2 separate regions of the Mus musculus genome follow, and region 2 is linked to region 1. Evidence: chromatin loops called from intact Hi-C (ENCODE). Cell type or tissue: heart. All regions are shown on one strand. Links, peaks and the distances in the headings refer to the core of each region. The heading gives the core; the rest is flanking DNA. Region 1 has its middle 12 kb from the start of Cryba1. Region 2 overlaps Myo18a (myosin XVIIIA).

Evidence for each region. Peaks named below come from ENCODE experiments on the same cell type or tissue, not always from the same donor. Only the 100,000 strongest peaks of a DNase experiment are listed, where the experiment ranks them.
Region 2: a loop joins it to region 1, with 5 times the contacts of the local background. A loop is called at or near these places in 20 of 42 quality-filtered maps.

What each region holds. Positions count from the first base shown.
Region 1 is chr11:77,731,745-77,742,435 of GRCm38, reverse strand. No RefSeq gene overlaps it. Among named protein-coding and RNA genes, the nearest start is that of Cryba1, 12 kb to the right of the region's middle. In heart, for the core only: no CTCF peak of the experiment used is centred there; a DNase peak (open chromatin) is centred at 4,975.
Region 2 is chr11:77,811,728-77,822,418 of GRCm38, reverse strand. Myo18a (myosin XVIIIA) reads right to left here. Exons shown (of 41, transcript NM_001291213.1): 2 at 6,420-6,563; 3 at 4,713-4,800; 4 at 4,414-4,520; 5 at 4,141-4,317; 6 at 3,625-3,838; 7 at 3,366-3,508; 8 at 2,342-2,442; 9 at 1,558-1,621; 10 at 1,233-1,377. Among named protein-coding and RNA genes, the nearest start is that of Gm36875, 24 kb to the left of the region's middle. In heart, for the core only: a CTCF peak has its summit at 6,193 (motif pointing right); DNase peaks (open chromatin) are centred at 6,318 and 8,298; H3K27ac peaks cover 408 bases.

The sequences.
Region 1 (10,691 bases), core at 1,685-9,684:
CCTCCAGGCCCTTCCTCGTGTGTTATTTGTATGTATGTGCATGCACCTGTGTTAGAACGGGTGTATGAGTACCACAGTCTGGGCACCGTCCACCTGTGGAGATATCAGTCCTTACCATCATGTTGTTGGAGACAGCATCTCCTTGTTGTCTGAGACATTCACCAGTCTAGCTGGCCCTTGAGGGGAATAGACTGCCTCTGCCTCTGATCTTGCTGGAGAAGCAGCATCGCAGCCGCACCACCCCAGCTTCTAGGCAGGTTCCAGGGGTTCAAGCCCAGGTCCTCACACTGTGCAGCAAGTGCTTTACGCACTGAGCCACCTCTTTAGTCCACATATTTGTTTTTGTTTTTAATATTTAGTTATTTATTTTCACTGGGCACATGGCACATGCCTTTAATCCCAGCACTTGGGAGGCAGATCTCTGTGAGTTTGAGGCCAGCCTGTTATACAGAATGAGTTCCAGAACAGCCAAGAGTACACAGAGAAACCCTGACTCAAAAAACAGAAACAAACAAACAAATGGTTTATGTATTTTCATTTTATATACATGGGTGGTTTGAGATGGAGAGATGGCTCGATGGTTAAGAGCACTTGCTGCGCTTCCAGAGAACCCAGGTTTGCTTCTCAGCGCCAACATGGAGGCTCACGACCAATGTAACGCCAGTTCCAAGGGATCCAAAGTCCTCTCACGACCATGGAGGCTCATGACATGGTGTACATACGTGTACATATATACACACAGGCAAAACACTATAAAATAAAAATAAAGGATGAAAATTATGTGTATGGCTGTTTTGCCTGCATGCATATGAAGGCTCTATGTGCATACAGTGCCCACAAAGATCAGACAGAGAGGGCATCAGATCTCCTGGAAGGAGTTACAGAAAGCTGTGAGCCACATCACCCAGATCCTTGACAAAACCTACAAGTATGCTTAACCACTGAACCATCCAATCCAACAACCAAACGCTAAGCAAGAGCATACCATTTAGATTGGACACTAAATAAGAGAAAAGAATGAACCTTGAACTGATTTACACCACTGGTTATCTTACCTGTCTCTCCTGTCCTACCTCACACACCCGTGTACACAGATGTTCTCCCAAGAGAAGTGCATTTGGCCCACATGACTGGAGGAATCAGCAGACACTGCAATGCCACAGGATGGTTTCCGTGTGCTCACAGCAACTCACCCAACATACCTCAGGCAGCAGCTGCCTCTCCAACACTCGCACCACCCTGCCCTCTGCTCCTCCAGCCCAGCACTCCTTGCTGGATCCTTGCTCGCACCTACTGTGATCAAAGACATCTTTGTCTATATCATCCTTGTCTTGGTCAACCCATACCATCATGGTTCTCTTAGCACCAAGCTCGGGGCTCCAGATAATATCTGAGCAGGTTCGTGTTATACAAATAGCCTTCAGTTGACGCTGTGGGCTGCTGGAGATTGGAGATGAGTGTAGAGTCCTGAGTCTGGTTAGAAGCCTGCTCCAGCCAGACCTCAGTTAATGGGTTGACTGAAATGGGATGAGAGCAGGAGCCAGATTGGCAGATGCTGACAAAGGTGGGAAGATGGAGAGAAGCAGGAGGTAGAGATAGCACCTGAGTTTCTGATCTGGAGAGCGGACTTAAGTGGGGTCACCATTTGCTGAGAGAAGAGATGGAGGAGGCTCAGGCAGATGATAATAAAAACCTCAGTGTGATCTCCGCTGAACTGCAAGGGGGTGGGTGGGGAAGCCAGAAGATAGCCAGTGCAAAGTCAAGGGATACAAAGACAGTGAAATGACAGTAGGTGCTCAGATGCACCCCACCTTGAGAGTTGATGGCTCCTCTGAAGTGAAGGCTCTGGGTTTTTCTTCAAAGCCTGTAAGTCTCTCTCCCTTTGCCAAGTCTGGAAGGAATCAGCCTCCAGGACAGGAACCAGGCTGGAAGGTGCCAGATGAGAATCTCCCCAGTGTCCTCAGTGTGTGCTGACAAGAAGGCGCTCCCCTTGCCTCCCAGTCTTCTGTTGTGTTGTAAATATGAGAGGATGGGCACCTCAGACCTTCCGGTTCTCTTCAACCCTTGTATTGCATTGTTATTATTCAAACTATGATTATGATTATATATATGTATGTGTATATGTATATATATATGTGTGTGTATATGTATATATATAAGTATATACATGTATATGTGTATATATATATATATATATATATATATATATGTATGTGTGTGTGTATATATATGGGTGTTTTTCTTTTTTTCTTTGTTTCTGTTTCTGTTTTTTTTTTTTTTTTGATTATTTGTTTTTTCAAGATAGGGTTTCTCTGTATAACCCTGGCTGTCCTGGAACTTGCTCTGTTGTGGAAAATATTAATTGGGAATTTCTACTCCTTTCTGCTTTTGATCATTCAGTTTCCAGATGAAAGACACAACACCTTTACATTTATAGTAAGCCTTAACAGCACTAGAGCTGAGCAGATACCAGCCCTCTAAGCTATTTTGTCTACTTCCCTGTCAATAAAGCCCAGATGTGACTTGCCATGTTCTGCCTGGGCTGTTCTTACAATGACTGGCCCACGGCCAGTTCTTCTGATCCCTTACTCCATGGTGTCTTCCTCTCTTCTCTCTCTCCTCTTCCTCCAGCCTCTGCCTCAGACCCTAATCCCTAGAAACCAGAGATCCACTACCTCTCTTCTGCCCAGCTATAGGCATCTTTATTCAACTAATAGTTTTAAATTAAGGAGCAGGGTTACATAGCATCACTTGGTACATGAGGATTTCCTTGTCCCTGAGGCAACCAGGTCTTGGGGACCAGTATTTAGCATTATGATACATGGCAACATACCAAACCTCAACACTGGAGATCAGGCAGGTCTCAAACTCAGAGATCTACCTGCCTCTGCCTCCCCCCCCCCCCCCCCCCCCCCCCCCCCCGACCTCAAGTCCTGGGGTTAAAGTGCATCGCCACTGCCTGTTTTTTGAGCATGCATGTTTGCATACCACTTCCATGCCTGAGTAGCCAGAAAGCCATCAGTTTTCCTGGATTGGAGTTATAGACGGTGTGAGCCAGAATGTGGTGCTGAGAACCCAGTCCGAGTTGTCTGGAAGAGCAGCCAGTGTGCTCATCTCTGAGCTGTCTCTCTAGCCCTATAATTATGATTTTGGCTAAGGTTAAATTATTTTAAATTAAATGCAGGGTACAAGACACTAATCCCATTCCCCTACCTTCTCCCCACCTCAAAAAAGAAAAGAGAAGAAAAAGTCTATCAGCAGAAGCAAGCTAATTGCTGGAGGACCCTGACAGGTGAGCCACATGCTAAATGTTTTGTTTGTTTGTTTGTTTGTTTGATTGGTTTGGGCTTTTTTGGGGAGGGGTGTTGCTTATTTGTTTGTTTTGTTTTGTTTTTTGAAGCTTGCTCTGTAGACTAGGCTGGCCTTGAACTTACAGAGATATACCTGCCTCTGCCTCCGGAGTGCTATGATTAACAGTGTGAGCAGGGACTACTGGGCCCCTTCTAAGCTCCTAAATCACTCCGTTTCTCTTTTCTCCATTCCCGGACCAGGTTCCTCGGTTACCCACTGCTCCAAAGGCCCTATTCAGGCCTCAAGGTCACCTCCTGCCATTCCAGTCATCTCTGTTGAAAAGGTATTTTGTTTTAAGTTATCTACATTTCTTTGGGCAGGTATGAGCACAGTGCAGATGCCTATGGAAATCAGAAGCGCTGGGTCCCTCTGGAGCTGGAGTTGCAGGTGGTTGCTGGGAACCAAACCTCCGTTCTCTGCTCTTAACTGCTAAGACAGATTGCCAGCCCTTCCTGCTATCTTCTTAAAAACCGGTTAGGGTCAGGCACTTGGGAGGCAGAGGTAGGGAAACTGCTACGTGTTCAATACCATCCTGGGCTACATAATGAGACCCTATTTCCTCCCTCAGAGAAATACAAAGAAAAGGAATGAAAATTAGCATTATACTTTCATTCTTTCTTTTTTTTTCCATTCCTTTTTTAAAAGATTTATTTGTTTACTTTATGCATGTGAGTACACAGTCTCTATCTTCAGACACACCAGAAAAGGGCATCGGACCCCCATTACAGATGGTTGTGAGCCACCATGTGGTTGCTGGGAATTGAACTCAGGACCCCTGGAAGAACAGCCAGTGCTCTTAACCGCTGAGCCATCTCTCCAGCCCTTTTTTTACATTCTTTATTTTTCTACTTCCCCTACTAGAAGAAACATTATTTATTTGGAGTTTTGTTTTGTTTGTTCATTTGTTTGTTTGTTGAAACAGTTTGTCTCTATGTAACCTGGCTGTCCTGAAACACAACAGATTAGGTTGGTCTTGAACTCATAGAGATCCTCTTGTCTTTGCCTCTCAAGTGCTGGGATTAAAGACATTTTCCACCCCACCCAGTTTACCCCTACCTCACCCTGCACTTTTAAAGTGTGGAAGAGAGAGAGAGAGAGAGAGAGAGAGAGAGAGAGAGAGAGAGAGAGAGAGAGAGAGAGAGGGAGAGAGAGAGAGAGAGAGAGAGAGAGAGAGAGAGAGAGATGCTTCCAGGGACTCTTTATGCAAATTGATTGCTTCACTGCTCACAGCAATTCTAAGAGCTAGATGTGTGTTTGTATCAGCCTAGAAGATAATAATGGATTGTAAATTAACTAAATTGATAGAGATTGATAGTTAACATGGTCAAAAACACTGTTGAGCCCAAGTAGTGTGAATACAGACAGTCCTAGCTGCAGGGCTGTTGGCATTGTTTAACACAAAATTCCCAAGTTCCATCCCCACAGAGTCTAACTAAGCCTGAGAGAACAAGCAGGGTCGATTTTTAACTGCACTTTCCATGGACCACGCTTTGAAAACTCTCATCTTTTCTTCTAGCAAAAGTCTTTCCTATGCCTCTGATCCCTCTTCCCCAAGGAGCTTGCTTTCCACTCTGGCTGGGAATGCTGATGCTCTGAAGCCTGACGTACGCCCCCTGGTGGTCAGAGACGAAAGATCAGGAGGATAGCCAGTAGGATCCCTGGTCAACAGGACAAATTACCAATATTCTAGAATTACATTCAGCCAGTGATCCCCTGCCAGCAGTAAGCCAATGTCACACACAATATACCTTACAGAAACAAGGCTTCATACGACAGATCCTCCAGGGTGGCTGTCCACCTGTTTTGTTTTTGTTTTTGTTTTTTTTTAATCTATAGATAGATTCATTCCAAGCTGCATGTGGGCAAACTGTTCTCTGGTCCAGTTATCTGTATCTTACAACATGGGGCTCTAGATTCTAGGACTTTACAGAAATGCAAAGATGAGACAAGTTCTCAAGTAGCCTAGGTTGATCTCCACCTCCAGGCTGGGATTACAAGCATGTAACACCTCTCCCCACAAGAGAAAGATTCTCATATATACCTCAGGCTAACATGGAGCTTAAGATCCTCCTGCCTCGGGATTACAGATGTGTGCCATTTTGCCTGGCCTCACATCAGTCTTAAATCATTTACCTTAAAAAGAAAAAGTGCCAAGCAGTGGTGGTGCATGCCTGTAATCTCAGCACTCCAGAGGCAGAGGTAAGCAGATCTCTGTGAGTTCCTGGTCTACGGAATGAGTTCCAGATCAGCCTGGTCTGCAGAGTGAGTTCTAGGGTAGCCAAGGCTACACAAAAAACCCTGTCTCAAGAAAGAAAGAAAGAGAAAGAAAGAAAGAAGGAAAGAAAGAAAGGAAGGAAGAAAGGAGGGAGGGAGGGAGGAAGGAAGGAAGGAAGGAAGGAAGGAAGGAAGGAAGGAAGGAAAGCTGGAGAGGCGGCTCAGTGGTTAAGAGCACTGGCTATTCTTCTAGAGATCCTGAGTTCAAATCCCAGCAACAACATGGTGACTCACAACTCTGTAATGGGATCTGATGCCTTCTTCTGGTGTGCAGGAAAACAGAACACTCATATATGTAAAATAAACAAATAAACCTTAAAAGAAAAAAAAAAAAAAGACCAGGGCTGGAGGTTAGGAGCACTGACTGCTCTTCTTAGAGGCCCTGAGTTCAATTCCCACCAACCACATGGTGGTTCACAACCATCTGTAATGGGAGCTGATGCCCTCTTCTGGTGTGTCTGAAGAGACCAACAGTATACTCACGTACATTAAATAAATAAATCTTTAGAAAAAAAACAACAACAATTTCAATGCAGTTGAGGAACAAGACATGTAGTAGTTCTGAGTCCTCTGTGACGTATGGACCTCAAAGTCATGTGTGAGTGCAAATGTGTCAGTATGGGTTAAAACTCTGTTCACAGTCTATAAAAAGTGAGTGTGCAGCTTACCCAGCTATTCCATTCCTGTGTATCTCACAAAAAGCTGTACATACCCCCTATGTGAACCTGAAACACAGAGGGTTTCTACCAATTCTGTGAATGACAGCTACAAAGTAAGGAAGTGCCCAAGTTAGCACTTCTCAACCCGTGGGTTGGTCCCTTTGGGGGTCAAAGGGCCCTTTTATGGGGGTTGCATCTCAGAGATGCTGCCTGTCAGACATTTACAACAGTAGCAAAATTACAGTTATGAAGTAGCAACAGAATATTCTGTGACTGTGGATCACAATAATAGGAGGAACTATTTTAAAGGGTCACAGCATTAGGAAGGCTGAGAACAGGTGGCAGCTCTGGAATAAGGCTTTTGTAGGCCACGGTACCATCCAGCAATGAGAGGATACAAAGCCCGGCTTCATACAACAACACGGCAGAGCTTGTACATACAGCTGTGAGAAAAATGAGTCCAGCACTGAAGAGTCAATATGCTTGTGACACGCAGGCAAAATACAAATAGCTAAAAGGAACCTACAGCGCCAGAATGGAATAGGAGCTGGCTTTCTGTGGTGAGACTGGAGGCTCCTGCAGAGGTCTCAGCAGGATGCTGGGTAAGCTCCCTGAGTTGATCTCAGTGTATTCCATAAAATCTTGTCTGATTATTCGTTCATAATTTGTGCAATTTTGTGCTTATATATTTTTAAAATAGGGTAGTTAAAATTTCTTGGTGGGGGCTGGTGAGATGGCTCAGTGGGTAAGAGCACCTGACTGCTCTTCCGAAGGTCAGGAGTTCAAATCCCAGCAACCACATGGTGGCTCACAACCATCTGTAACAAGATCTGACTCCCTCTTCTGGAGTGTCTGAAGACAGCTACAGTGTACTTACATATAATAAATAAATAAATCTTAAAAAAAAAATATATATATATATAAAAAAAAAAAATTTCTTGGTGGGAGGTGGTCATGGTGGTACACACCTGTAATCCCAAGAGGTAGGATACAGAGGCAGGAGAATCATGAGTTCAAGGTCAACTAGCTAAAGTAGGAGACCTTATCTCAAACAACTACCACCAAGCCAAACAAACAAAAAACTCCTCTAGGTAGGGCAATGCCCAGAACTGTCTTATCATCAGCTGAAGCCCAGAGTCCCTTCGGGTATCAGAATCAGAAATGTAATGCTCCTCTAGGGAGGTAAGATGTGACCTCAGACCAGGAGCTGGATCCAGATATCCTGCTCAAAGCCAGCCACAAAAGGATTGTCCTGAAGATAAGGCCGATTCCAGAAACACTGTCCTGCTGGGCTATGGAACAGAGCAGAAGAGCAAGGTGTCTGCCAGAGTCTGTGGGATGAATAGTCAGGGCTCTAGCATTGTGCCAATATCAGAGGTTTACCTGAGCACACACTAGACCTCCTGAGAATGCCTGGCTGAGAGGTTGGTCAGTCAAAGCTCTTCAGCGGCGATACGGAGAGGTCAAATGGTAAAATACAGAAGCCCAAAATAGACTTGCTGGGAATTTCCCAAAACCTAGAGATGAACATGACCTGACCCACTAAAGAAACAAATGAGAAAAGAACCCAATACCTTTGGATCCTGGTAGTTCATACCTGCGATTTCAGGACTCAGAATGCTGAGGCAGGGGGATTCCTGTGTGTCTGAAGCCAGCCTAAGCTCCCTGGTGAGATCTTCCCTCACATAAAGACACAAGTATCATGACAGGGTGAAACATGCAATGAATGAGAAAATTCATTACATGGCTTCTACAGCCAATAGGGCAAGCACAAAAGATGTTTCTGAGTGAAAATGAATTTAAAATAAATGCTGAGGACCAATGGTAGGATGTTTATTTAGACTTCCTTCATGAGTCTGCCTTAGCCTTTCACCTGTGTCCACTTCAGCAAAGTATAAGACCTGGGTTGATTCCTAGTACTTCAGAATAATAGAGGATGGATGGATAGAGAGATGAGTTAGACTGGTGCATGATAGATAGACAGGCCATTTAAAATGACCAAATTGCATATAGGAAGGAATTGTATAGTAATGAGATATCATGTAGGAATATGTGTGTAACTGCTTTTAATGATTAATGTTTTAAACCCCCTTCTAGGCCACCAGACATAGTGGTGGGGGGAAAGGTTCTTTGGAGCAAATCCCATCTGTGTTGACAAGAAATCAGCAGTTTAGTTCACAGGTCAGCAGAGGCAGTTCCTCCACTTGAAAACACTTCACGGATATAACAGCAGTCCAGTTCAGTAGTGTCAGGACAGCAGCAGTGGTGGCACGACCTAGCAGGAACAGTCAGGCTTCAGTTGAATCGGCATGAGTTAGCAGGAGGAACCAGGATCACCAAGAATGCCAAGAGAAGTTCTCAGCTGTGCCTCTTTCAGCCAATCAAAGATCAGTGAAGACTCGAGACCAACAAGAATTGCTCAGGTAGCTCTATAAGCAAGCCCTTCTCACGGCCGTTGAGTCCTATTTACACTCCCTCCAAACATCACATGTCCTCCCTGGGTCTTGCCTTAGCACTTGAGGCTGCATTAGCTGACATCACTCTGCCAATCAGCCTGAGTCTGCAGAACTAGCAAGAAACTGCAACATACCACCAGAAGGGGTTTTTTGGTGTGTGTTTCTCTCTAGGAAGTTCAGAATCCAGACAAATGGAGCTGAACTATGCAATGCAAGGTGGACCAATACATGTATGTCATTTACTTAGCGAAGAATCCTTTGTCATGTGTCCTTTTTCATGCTTGTTTTAGCAGAACATCCTTTCACCTGTGTCCACTTCAGCAAAATGTTCCTTTATGTGTCTGTTTTAGCAAAACATTCTTTCACTTCTGTCTGCTTTAGGAAAACACTCCTTCCCATGTTTGCCCATTCAAAACACCATCCAACACAACTGACTTTCCAAATAACACTAAGTTTGCACTTTATATGTGTTTGAAAAAGAACTACATATGGAACTGGGGAGATAGTCCAGTCAATAGAGCGCTTGCCTTGTGAACATGAGGACCTGAATTCAAATCCCTAACACACTCATTTCACAGGAACACACACAACCCATACATGGTTCAGAATGCAGGAATAGAGGCCAGGGTGTGACTCAAGAATAGAGTGCATAGCCAGGCATGGTGGCACAGGCCTTTAATCCCAGCACTTGGGAGGCAGAGACAGGCAGATTTCTGAGTTCAAGGCCAGCCTGGTCTACAGAGTGAGTTCCAGGACAGCCAGGGTGATTCAGAGGAACCCTGTCTTGAAAAAACAAACAAACAAACAAACAAACAAACAGAATAGAGTGCTTGTCTATCATGTTCCAGGTCCTGGGTCAACCACAGAGCTACACACACATACTCACACACACACACACACACACACACACACACACACACACAAGCAAGACTAGGGGTCAAGAAGCAGAGAATTACAAGTGGGAGATACAAAGTAATATTATGCATTGCAGTTAATGCATACTAAGGAATGTATACTTAGTAAGTATACTTAGACAAGCTAGGGCTACATTCTAGGACATTGTCTTAGTCAGGGTTTCTATTCCTGCACAAACATCATGACCAAGAAGCAAGTTGGGGAGGAAAGGGTTTATTTGGCTTACACTTCCATACTGCTGTTCATCACCAAGGAAGTCAGGACTGGAACTCAAGCAGGTCAGAAAGCAGGAGCTGATGCAGAAGCCATGGAGGGTTGTTCCTTACTGGCTTGCTTTACCTGGCTTGCTCAGCCTGCTCTCTTATAGAACCCAAGACTACCAGCCCAGAGATGGTCCCACCCACAAGGGGCCTTTCCCCCCTTGATCACTAATTGAGAAAATGCCTTACAGTTGGATCTCATGGAGGCATTTCCTCAACTGAAGCTCCTTTCTCTGTGATAACTCCAGCTGTGTCAAGTTGACACAAAACTAGCCAGTACAGCCATAAAAAAAAAAGTATTAAAATTGGTGGATTTCAAAGACAGAGATATGTGTGTGTAGAGGCGTGTATGTTCAAAGAAAGAAACTTTCTGATGTACCGTTACGTATCTGTAACTTTTGCTAATCTCTGCCTGTAAGGCATGGAGTGGGAATTTTAGGGGCTCCTAAGAAAGTTAATCCTTGATCTTTAGAAAACCACAGGATCCTCTCTGTCTCTCTGATTCTCTCTCTAGACACCCACACACACACAACACACACACAGCCTAAGTGGCTATGAACAAAGAAGCACACAGCTCAGTTGCTACTGGAAAACAGCGAGCCTTAGAATGAAGTCAGTAGAACAGGATAGAAAAAGCCTAAATCTCAGAAACATCATCACTGGAGGTCTAGAGCCCAAACTTACCCTCCTGTGTTAGCTTCTGTTAAAGGAGCTAAATAAGTTTCTCATTGTATAAGGTGCTGTGCACCTCTTATTGTGTAAGACACTACTATAAT
Region 2 (10,691 bases), core at 1,419-9,418, 80 kb before region 1:
GCACTCAAGCGCATGCACGTGCACGCAGCACACACACACACAAACACACACACACACACACACACACACACACACACCACAGGCACACACACACACACACACACACATACCCCACAGGCACATCAACACTCAGACAGCCTTCTACCTGCAGACACAACTGAGAAGGGTCAGAGAAACCTGGACCCGAGTCCTCAGAGAACAAGCACTTCTCTCCACACACTCACACCCTTCTGCCCAACAGTCTGAAGGCCACCTCTTTAACCCAAAGCTGGTCTCATAAAGACCACACACCCGGTCACTTGTTCCCGCATGCACCCACCCACAGCTGCTGCTGCTTCCCAGCTCCTGCTAAGCAGCCCTTTCTTGTCTCTAAGCAGACAGTGAGAGCAAGAGCCAGAAGTGCTGTCCAGAGCCAGCATCCCCTTTTGCAAGGCGGGAGGGGGAAATGGGTGAAGAGCTGCTATAATCCTGGCCTTTCCGTGAAGATTTTTCCCAAGAAGATTCAGATTGTACCATCCACAAGCATGGATCGATCCCAAGTGCTAAGTCCATCCATCGCCAGGTGCCTGCTGCCCCCTAGTGACCGCCACCCTGACGTGCAGGAGAAAGAGCAGCAACTACCAAACTACCAAAGATGGGGAAACTGGCCTCAGGAAGCCCCAGGTTCTAGATGCGAATGAGAAGGAAAATTGACGAGGGTGGGGTGGGGCTCTAGGAAGCCCCACAGCTCTCAGGCTCTTCTATCTTTGAATAGAGCTTCTCCTTAGACCAGTTCTCCATGCCATGAGAATGAGCCCAGTGCCCAGAAGCCCAGGGAAGCACCAAGACAAGACAGCCAAGCAGGGCCCTACATCCCAAGGTTAGTTACCGTCTTGCTCCTCAAGGGGCTCTATCAGGAAGGGAACGAGAAGGAGAGTCACTTGCCACTCTGGGGGAGTACCTTCCATCCCTCAACCCTACATCCAAGCCACCTACCCGCTCGCTCCTCACTCTGTCTTGAAAGCTAAGGCCAAGAAAGCCTCAAGCCATCATGGACAGAGAGATGTTTCTCTAGCCTGCTCTGTTGTAGAGTTCTGAGACAGCGTACAGGTCAAACCATGTGTGGGGGCGGGGGAAGGTTGTCTGGTGACAGCCGAATGTTAAGACTTAACGTGTGGGACAAGAACGAACAACAACACAAACAGGTAGGGACCTCCAAGGCATTCTGGGTAACAGGACAGGCTGCCCATTACCTTTGGTAGCTCCAGCAGCCCCCAGGTGGTAGATGGAAGCCAGGATGAGCCAGCAGGTCTTCTGTTCCTCGGGGGAGATGGCCAGCACCTTCATGGCAGCCTGGAGCTTACTGAACTGCTGTGCAGCCTTCTGCTTCTCCTCAGGCTGGAGGGCAGAGAACAGCGCTGGCTCTGAACCTCAGGAGGCTTCCTTTCCAGTGTCCCCCACACTGTTGCTCCCACTGGGAATGCAGGGCCAGGCTAGAGCCACCCCTGAGGAACCATCTGCCAGTGGAGGCTTCTAGCCCCAGAGACACCAACTCAGACCCCAGTGGCGGGCTCTCACCTTGGACAGTGGCACAATTCCAAACACATTGTTCTCTGCCAAGTGGTTCAGGTGGAGCTCTGTCCTAGGGGTACAAATGAGACATCAGCGTGAGGCTTGGTCCCTAGGCCGAGGCCGTATCCCTGTCAGGGATGACAACTAATCGTAGCTTTCAGACTGAGTTCTGTCTGCCCATCACCCCAGTCATCCAGCCAGGTCTGCCTCATTTCCTCACTGGATTGGATGCCTCCACAGGACATCGACCTCCCTAGAAGAAAGGGTGTAGTCAGAACCCCGGAGAGGGACAGGGAGCCTGCGTGAAGGACACATCTGTGCCTCTGCTGTATAGGGAGCTGAAGGGGGGCCCAGAGCCACCTGCTTGGCCTCGAGCAGGGAGCCAATCTGAAGGCATAAATGGAAGACCATGGTAGAAGTTATCCAAAGAGCGGCTGAGGGCCAGCTGGAGGTACTGGAGAAGGCCTGGCTTTCAGACCAACTCAGCTTACCGCAACTGCACAACCCTGCCTTCATCCTAGTGACCTTCTTTCCCAGACCTGGAGGCAACTGAACACTGAGGGGCCAGTTGTGTCCCTTTCATACGGCATGACCCCAAGATTTAAGACCAAGTAATTCCTAAATGGCAAGACCTGTGTCTCTATAATCTCATCATCCCTAGGGCCCAGCTTGGAGCCAGCGCACAACAGGTGACAGCCACAGGCACTGTGGGCCAGAAGCTGGCAAGACCCACAGTCCTAGTCAGTGGGCTGGAGCCCACAGCCCCATTAGAGACCCCATCCCATCTCACCTGAGGGTGGCATCCCCACAGGCCAGCAAGTAGTAGAAGACATTGAAAGTAGCCTCACTGGCTGGGCGCCGGGCCACACGCAGCTTCTCCAGGAGCATTGTCTGTGGCACAGGAGAGGTGAGGGAGAAGGGTCACATTCTTGCCACCCACGATCCTCCAAACCCAGAGAACCAACAGGCAGCCTATTCCCAGGGGCTCAACCACCTTCCACTTCACTAAGATCAGCAAAGGCAGAAACCGGAGCCAGGCAAAAGAAGAAAGTCCCAACTCCTGGTGGAGGTGGGCTCCACCATGCCCAGTGCCCCAGAGTCAGCCTTTCCAGGGTGATGGACACTTATGACAGAAACTTCATTTAGCAGATGGCAAGATGGCTTAGCAGATAAAAATGCTTGCCACCAAGCCTAACCTGGATTTAATCCCTAGGACCCACATGATGGAAGGAAATAACCAACTCCAGCAAGTTGCCCTCTGACCTCCATGCTGTAGCACGCTGGTGTATGTATACATACATATGTACACATAAATAAATGAATAGACATAATTTTTTTTTTTTTTTTTTGGTTTTTCGAGACAGGGTTTCTCTTTATAGCCCTGGCTGTCCTGGAACTCACTTTGTAAACCAGCTGGCCTCGAACTCAGAGATCTATCTGCCTCTGCCTCCCGAGTGCTGGGATTAAAGGCGTGCACCACCACGCCCGGCTTGACATAATTTTTAAAAAAGAACTTTCATTCAGTGTGAAGAGATCACTGTGCCTGGGCCTGACTTTATTATCAAGTGTGCAGCACTAGCCTGACATAAGTCCTAAGTGCCTGGGTCTCAGAAAGTGGGCAGAGCGGGGTGGGGTTCCCAGCAGTACAGTGGAGAGGGGGAAAGGAAATGGGCAGGAGACCTGGAGGGCAGAATGGGGACAGCCCTGGCCAACCCTGCCTGTGCTGTCATAGGATCCATTTCATCAGGCAGAATCCTGGAGAGGGTGACCCAGGGGTCCATCTTTGCTCTCTAGGCCTGGGCAATGCCCCTTACCTGGATGGAGGCCGAAGCCACCTGGCCAGCTTGGTCAAAGTCCAGGGAGAGGATCTGGGAGAAGCGGGTGGCACTGCCATTCATGATGGTGGGGCTGTTCCCAAAGGCTTCCAGGAGGGTGGACAGAGCCTGCCACTTCTCCACTGCAGAGCACAGAGCCAGAGGACATCAGGAAATCCAGGGGGAAAGAGGCGGCACCTCAGTGGTCTTCTGTCCCCACACCCCGGCCCCGGTCTGTTTTCCCTGCTGCCCGCCTCACCTGAGAACACCTTGGTCCCACTGGTACCCGCGATGGTAGCCAGATACTGCACCAGATGCTGAAAGCTGGTAGTCTTGCCACTGCCACTACTACCCAGAAGGACAATGGACTGGTCCTGACGACTCATCAACATCGCCCTATATGCAGTCTGGGCTACAGCGTAGATGTGGGGTGCCATGTCCTCCCGCCGACACCCCTTGAACATGTGCATCACCTAGAACAGGAGAGGCATAGGGGGAAGGGAGAGGCTCTCAGAGCTGGGTCCACCTGCTCTTACCTCTAGGACTTGCATGTTTCTGTAATGTCACTCTAGAGATGCCCAGGTATTTGGAGGGCCAGGCCATGCATGGAAATTCAGATATTTGTCAACTCTACTAAAGACTACAGGATATCCCTCTGTCCCCGCCCTTGGACTCTTCTGTCGAGGTCAACTATGAATTCAGTGGATACAAAAGAGGAAGGGTAGAGAACCGGAAAGGTAGGATAAGGCAGGTGGGTGGGGCCATAGGAGCACACCTTCTCTGAATACACAGCAGGAGCCCCTCGGGTGCTAAGGACAAGCAGGCTGGGGCCAGCATAGGTGTGTAGCAGGCTAGCCCCATAGCGCTGGCGCAGTGTATGCAGGACGCTAGACTCGTTGAGGTATACCAGTGAGGCCAGATCTTCTAGACGGTCACATGAAGGAGCATTAGCCTGGGAAGACAGACAATGAAGACACAGGTCCCGACTCCATCACAGGGGACAGGCCTGCCCTGCCTCTGTCCTCCCTTGACAGATGCTCCTTCCAACCTTCTCTATATCATCTTCATCCACATCCAGGATGGCTCCGTCATGGTCCAGCTTCACACGCGCCTTCCCCTCGGGTAGGCTGAGCTCCTCAGACTTGAGCTGGCTGGCTGCAGGACAGGGTTAGTTGGACCTGGGTCTGGGCAGCTCTACTGCTCTCCTTAGGCTTCTCATCCTGTTTCCTAGCCCACTGGCTCACCAGCCTCTCCTTGCTCACTACCAGGCCTTACCAGGGGCAGAGGCATTTCCTCATGCCAGTTCTGACTCAAGTCTCACCATCTATAACCAATGTTCAGACTCACCTAAGGAGAATCCATCTCTATGGACCAGCCACACCTTCTCCGTCTCATACCAGGCCTCTTCAGCGGCAATCTGCTCTTCCGTCTTGGCCTATTGGAGGGGGCGGGGGGACAAACAGACATTGCTTTAAAAGATCAGAGACAAGGATAGAAAAATGAGGATACAAAGGAGGAAAGGGCTTCGAGTTGAGCCACTGAGCAAGTGGAAAAGTCAGGTAGGAGACACGGGACATGGGCCACGGGCGTGTGAGAGGTTAGGAAAGGAGGGTAGGAAGCCAGGAACACTGAGGACAAAGACAGTGAGATTAGGGTTGTAACTTTGAGGGTTCAGGCACACAGGAACAGTGAGATCTGCATCCTGACTCGAGCCCTGAACTCTGGGCCACAGTCACAGGTTCTTTCATGCCAAAAAAAAAAAGGGCTCTTCCCCTAAGATGGGAGGAGCCATTTCCTGTATCCTAGAACTCTGCATTATGGAGTGATAAGAGGCCCTGGGCTCTAGCCTGAAGATGCTCTATGTGGCAAGGGCACAGTGCCCTTCTCCTCCAAGTCACAGTCCACAGAGGCCCCTTTGTTGACTTGGAAGATTGTAGCTGCACAAGCCTAGTGGGCATATTAGTGTCACATGAGGACACAGGGCAGCAGGGGCACATGGGACAGAGCTGACTGGTCAAAGACAGGGCGCACAGAAGTGGGTGTGAAAGGGCTGGGAGGTCAGAGGTCACCAATCAAAACAGGCATTCATAAGCACTGTCAGAGTGTCAGAGTGTCTCAGATCTGACACCGTCCAATAAGAACACTTGAACTAGGAAACAGTGGCACCAGAGGAACTGGGACCAAAATGGGGACCTAGATACCATGGTTATCGGGCTCCTCGGCTGCAAAATGTCAACAATGTCATGGCACCTTGAGGGAGGCTGGCCACCTAGACACAGACCAGCCCTCAGACTTACACTGGTTCCAACACTTTCCCCAGATGGCAACCCCCAGATTCTCACCCTTTCTCATGAGACCCCAAATGGAAGCAGAGACACCATCCTATGCTACTGACCCCTGGGTCAGGGATCAGAAAATGGCGAGAACACGTAAGCAGAAATATTGTATAACCTTCGTCACATCCCTTAGATTTGAAAAGGAGGGAGATCAATAGGTTGATCGTAAAAAAAGCTGTCAATGTTTATCTAAGTGAGAAAATTTTAAAATGCTGGGTTTCTGATCTTTTAATTTTTGAAGGATTGAGCAAGGAGTGACCCTGGCACTCAGGAGGCAGATGCAGGCTCTGAGTTCAAGGCCAGCCTGGTCTATATAGGGAGTTCTAGAAGAGCCTATAGAGAGAAACTCTGTCTCAAAAAAATAAATCTCCAGTGTTTTTGTCTTTTCCAAAGCACATGAACCAAGCGAAACTTTTGTCCTGAGTGAGCATGTTCTGTGACCATGTGTGAGTGACATCAGAGGGTCATGGCCTGCCTGAGAACAAGTTCCTCACACTGACCAGGAGGTGGAGACAGAGACCGTCTCATCTTCAGGCTGGGCAGAAAGGTCTTTGGGTGGTTTCCTTACCCAGTGTGAGCAGGGCAGCAACCCCTGGGCTCCAGGGGCTGAGAGGCAAAGCTGGGGCCACGAAGTTCCCCCAAGGGCCACAGCTGCATCACCTCAGCTCCCCTGGAGACCCCAGAACAAAGTGGGAACCTAGAGGGAAGGAGGCCTTACACTCCAGCAGGAGGCCCGAGCACAGACGCCAGCCCAGGTACAGGGTGGGGGTGGTGGGTTGTCACTGGAGAAAGCAGAGGGCTCCTGGGTGGGGCAGGAGCACCCTACCTGGCTGTAGGCAGGAGAGGCGGCCTCGGGGTCCAGCTGCCAGCAGCAAGCAAAGAAAGAAAGAGAAAAAGGTGAAGACAGGTAGAGAGACCACTACAGGTCCCCTCCAGAAGACAACCCAAGACGCATGAGCCAGCACTCTGTTCCTGATATAGATTGGAAGTCAGGAGCACTTGCCCAGGATTGGGCTGCTGGCTAGACAGGAGAGGTCAGACCGAGAAAGGAAAGGTTCTTGTTATCATCAGACCCTACAGAAGGAAGGATCTTGTGGGTCATTCCTTGTGGCACACAGGCATCCAACACTCTGTCTCCAGCCAGTCTGACCTAGACTGGATATTCAGTCTACCCTGGATTAGTCTTGCTCTCCCACACTCCTGGTAGGCCAGGCCATCTCACAACACCCAAGGCCTGTAGCCCCATCCTCCTGCCTTCCCCCTGCCCCCTAGGATACCATTTTCTCTATGGCTACCAGACAGACACAAACCCAGAGGTGCCACTCCCCATGCCAAAGGCTACATTTCAGAGCTAACACAAGGGAACTGACAGCCTAAATCTAAGTCACAGTATTCCAACCCCCATTGCACCGAGTTCTACACCTGGGCAGGCACAGTGACCCCACTGCAAGCAGAGGCCTCCCAGCTCCAACCCTAGCTACCTGTCAAGTGCCCAACCCTTGAGACAGACTTGACCTTTACACTACATTCTGGTTACTTAAAGCCCCCCAAAGCCTTGCTGGCAGAAATGGGAGCCAGGCAAGCCTTGGACATTGCTTGTTAGAAATGAGAAGGGTTAATATTCACAGGGGTCTAGACACGGGGCATCAAAATGTGAGACGCTGACTCCTGCCTTGTCAGATGCCAGGCCATCATACCAATGAGCATCCTCAAAGTAGGAGACGGGGGGGGGCTAGAGAAGGAGATGGGATCCCCAGCTATGAAGCGCCCCTGTGTGGTCACAGGGCCCTGGGCTGTCGGCAGTATCAATATTCCATAGAGTTCAGCTTTCCTTTCTTCAACCAAAGAGCCATTGTGAGGGCTCACAGATAGCCATGGAGTATCCTGCTATCACACACATGCACACGCACACGCACACACACACGCGAACACACTGTCCAGTCACCAGCTTTGGGAAGAATAGGGCCAGGGACTGGGAACCCTACACACAAGGGAGGTGGCATTACAGAAGCTGTGAAGATCCTCTCAAGTCGCTGGTGTGCCTCCTCTGCAGGACTCAACCGGACCTCGGGGTCAGCTCCTGTCTAAAGGTTAAGCCACTATTAGTTATGGCCTGGGGGGACAGTGGGGGCACCACATGCCAAGCTCTTAGCCCAGGAAGCCACTGGAACCCAGTGCAGAAGTGGAGCAGGGTCAGGGAGACAAGCCGAGTGCCAGTTTGAGTTTTGAAACTCTATGGTATGAAAAAGGAACAGGTAGGTACCTGTGAGAGACCTGGGATTACCTCTTCCTATGGCTCTAACTATTGTACCACCCCATTTACTCTTGTCCCAGGATGAACAAGAAATGAACTCCAGGTCAAGACATGTCTCAGCCCCCAACTCCACCCTAGTGCAAAAAGAAGGTACAGAGAGCTGGAAGGAGCCACAGCCCAGGGCAGGCACATGACACTCCCTGGCTACTTATAGGTTCCCCAAGGAACCGAAGTTCAGCTGCTACCCTGATCATCATGCCAGAAAGCCCCTGCCAACTCTTCCCTGTGAGATAGGAACACACTGCCCTGACAGAGCAGGACAGGAGGGTGGGGAAGGGTGGCACTTGGCATTCCTCCACATCCTGCAATACCCAAGAAGAATGGGGGCAAGGCAGCTTCCAGGAAAGACGGCTACCAAGAGGAAGCACACAGTGAGTGTCTAAGGTCCCTCAGGCTGTGCCCTGGCACCCACATTATTCCTCCCCTAACTACAAGAAAAAGTTAGGGAAAGCTGAGAAAAGCTCAGGGGGGCGGAGTGAAAGTTATTGTCACTCCCAACACACATCCTACGGGACCTCAGCAGAACACACGAGGTGGAGGAGCTTGAAAAGAACAAACTCTAACTCAAGACCAGACAGGGAGCCAACACCTGTGAGGCTAGGATAGTGCGGCTACAAAGGGGCTCCCTATGCCTACCTGGCACCCAGGCACAGGGCTTCCCAAGGAGGGTGGATGTTCAGGCCAGGCCTGAAGAAAGTGGCGATGGCACTAGTGACTGTCGGCAGCATGACTATTGGTCCTACCATCCTGGGTACCTGGTGTACCTGGTGCCAGGGAGCAAGCTTGGCGTTTGACCTGCATCTTGTCTAATCAGCACAGTCACCACTGGACGCAGGCATCACCCCTTGTTTGTAATTCAAAACTCTAAAGAGTCCCCCAAACAAAAGATTTTTCTCAATTATTCTGGTGGCAAAAGACACATTGATCTTTTATCGTCCTGATGTGAGACTATTCACGGGTTTGCCTTGGACACAATCACACAAGGTGGTTACAGGTGGCTACTTGTATGTATGCCATAAATCATTCCAAGATATAAAAATGACAAATTCCCAGTACTTTTTTTTTTTTTTTTTTTTTTTTTTTGGTTTTTCGAGGCAGGGTTTCTCTGTGTAGCCCTGGCTGTCCTGGAACTCACTTTGTAGACCAGGCTGGCCTCGAACTCAGAAATCGGCCTGCTTCTGCCTCCCAAGTGCTGGGATTAAAGGCGTGCGCCACCAGGCCCTGCTAAATTCCCAGTACTTAAGGCGTCACAAAAGGGACTAAGGACCTACATTACCTACATTATAACTCCCCACTTGACAACAGACAGGCCCTTGGTGATGAACCTTGCAGAAGTCTCCCAGAGGGTGTGGCTGAGGATGTGAGCCTGGATCACCTGACTTAAGATGCCTGTCTGCACCCTGAGCTCATCAGCTAAGACTCAGGTTTTCGGCTCTCATGGAAAGGCCTGTAGCATGCTGGTAAGCAGTTCCCACCTTAGCAAGCAGGCCAGAGTCCAGGCCATCGCTCACTCTGACACAAGGTTAATGAAAGTCATGCAGCCCATGCCATGGGTGGGCACATCACCCCGGGCCAGCTTTGATCATGCAAGGCTCCTTCAGGCTTGAGGAAGCCACTGTGAGGGTGCTAAGCCCTGCAGTAAGAGTAGTGAGGGGCCTAGGGGGTTAGTGGCACACTCTGGTACCTCCTGCTGCACGTCAGAGGCTGGTGACTTGGCCTGCTGTTTTCCAGAGGGGTTCAACTTCGGGCCAGCCAAGTTTGGGTCAGCCAGCTCTTGTGCTGGGGCTGGGGAGCACCGCTTATTTGGGGTCTCAGGCTTGGCTGGGGATCCTGCTTTCTTTGGGGAGTCCACCATGTCTGGAGAGCCTGATTTTCCAGTGGAGGCTGGCTCCTGGCTGGGGGCCTTCTCCCCTTTCCCAGGAGGCTGCTTGCCGCGGGACTTGTGGTCCTTGCCTCGGCCCCGAGACATCAGACTGCGCAGGCCTACAGAGAGCTCATCCTTGGCTGCCTCCTTCTTTGTTTCCGGCTTTGGTGGAGCAGGAGGAGGAGGAGGTGGTGGTGGGGGCTTGGGACTAGTGGCTGCCTTTTCTCCCTTCTTGCCTCTTGCTGGGTGCTCAGGGGACCTGGCTCCTCGGCCTGGAGGCTCCTTGGCAGTCCCAGGCTCCTCACCAGGCAGTACTTTGCTGACCACCTTCCTCACTGCATTCGCCACCCGCTTCCGGGACAGGCCTTGGGCCTCTTCATTTGGGCCCTCGGCTGAGGCAGCCCCTAGGCCGTTCATAGTGAGCGTGGGTTCGGGACTCTTGGCTGTCTGGGAAGTCTCTGAGGGTACCGGGCTGGTGGCAGGCTGAGGACTCCTAGGTGGAGCACTGCCGTCCTTAGAGCTGGCCTCTGGCTACAGTCACATAAATAAATGAGGTCATGAGTAGCAACCCCACAGCCCTACCCATGTCATGCACACAGGATGAAAGGGGGTGTGGCCTCGGGCCCCAAAACCTATCTTCCATTCGCCCACCAAACAACACACGGATCCAAAAGCTCCCTTCTCTCTCCCAGTACTCCTCTCTCCACCTTCTAGAGTCTAGACATCTAGACAGAACAACGGCATCGAAAACCTTGGCTTCTCTTTCTCATAGATCACCCTGCTGCTACCGCCAGAAGGTGTGAAGGGTACTG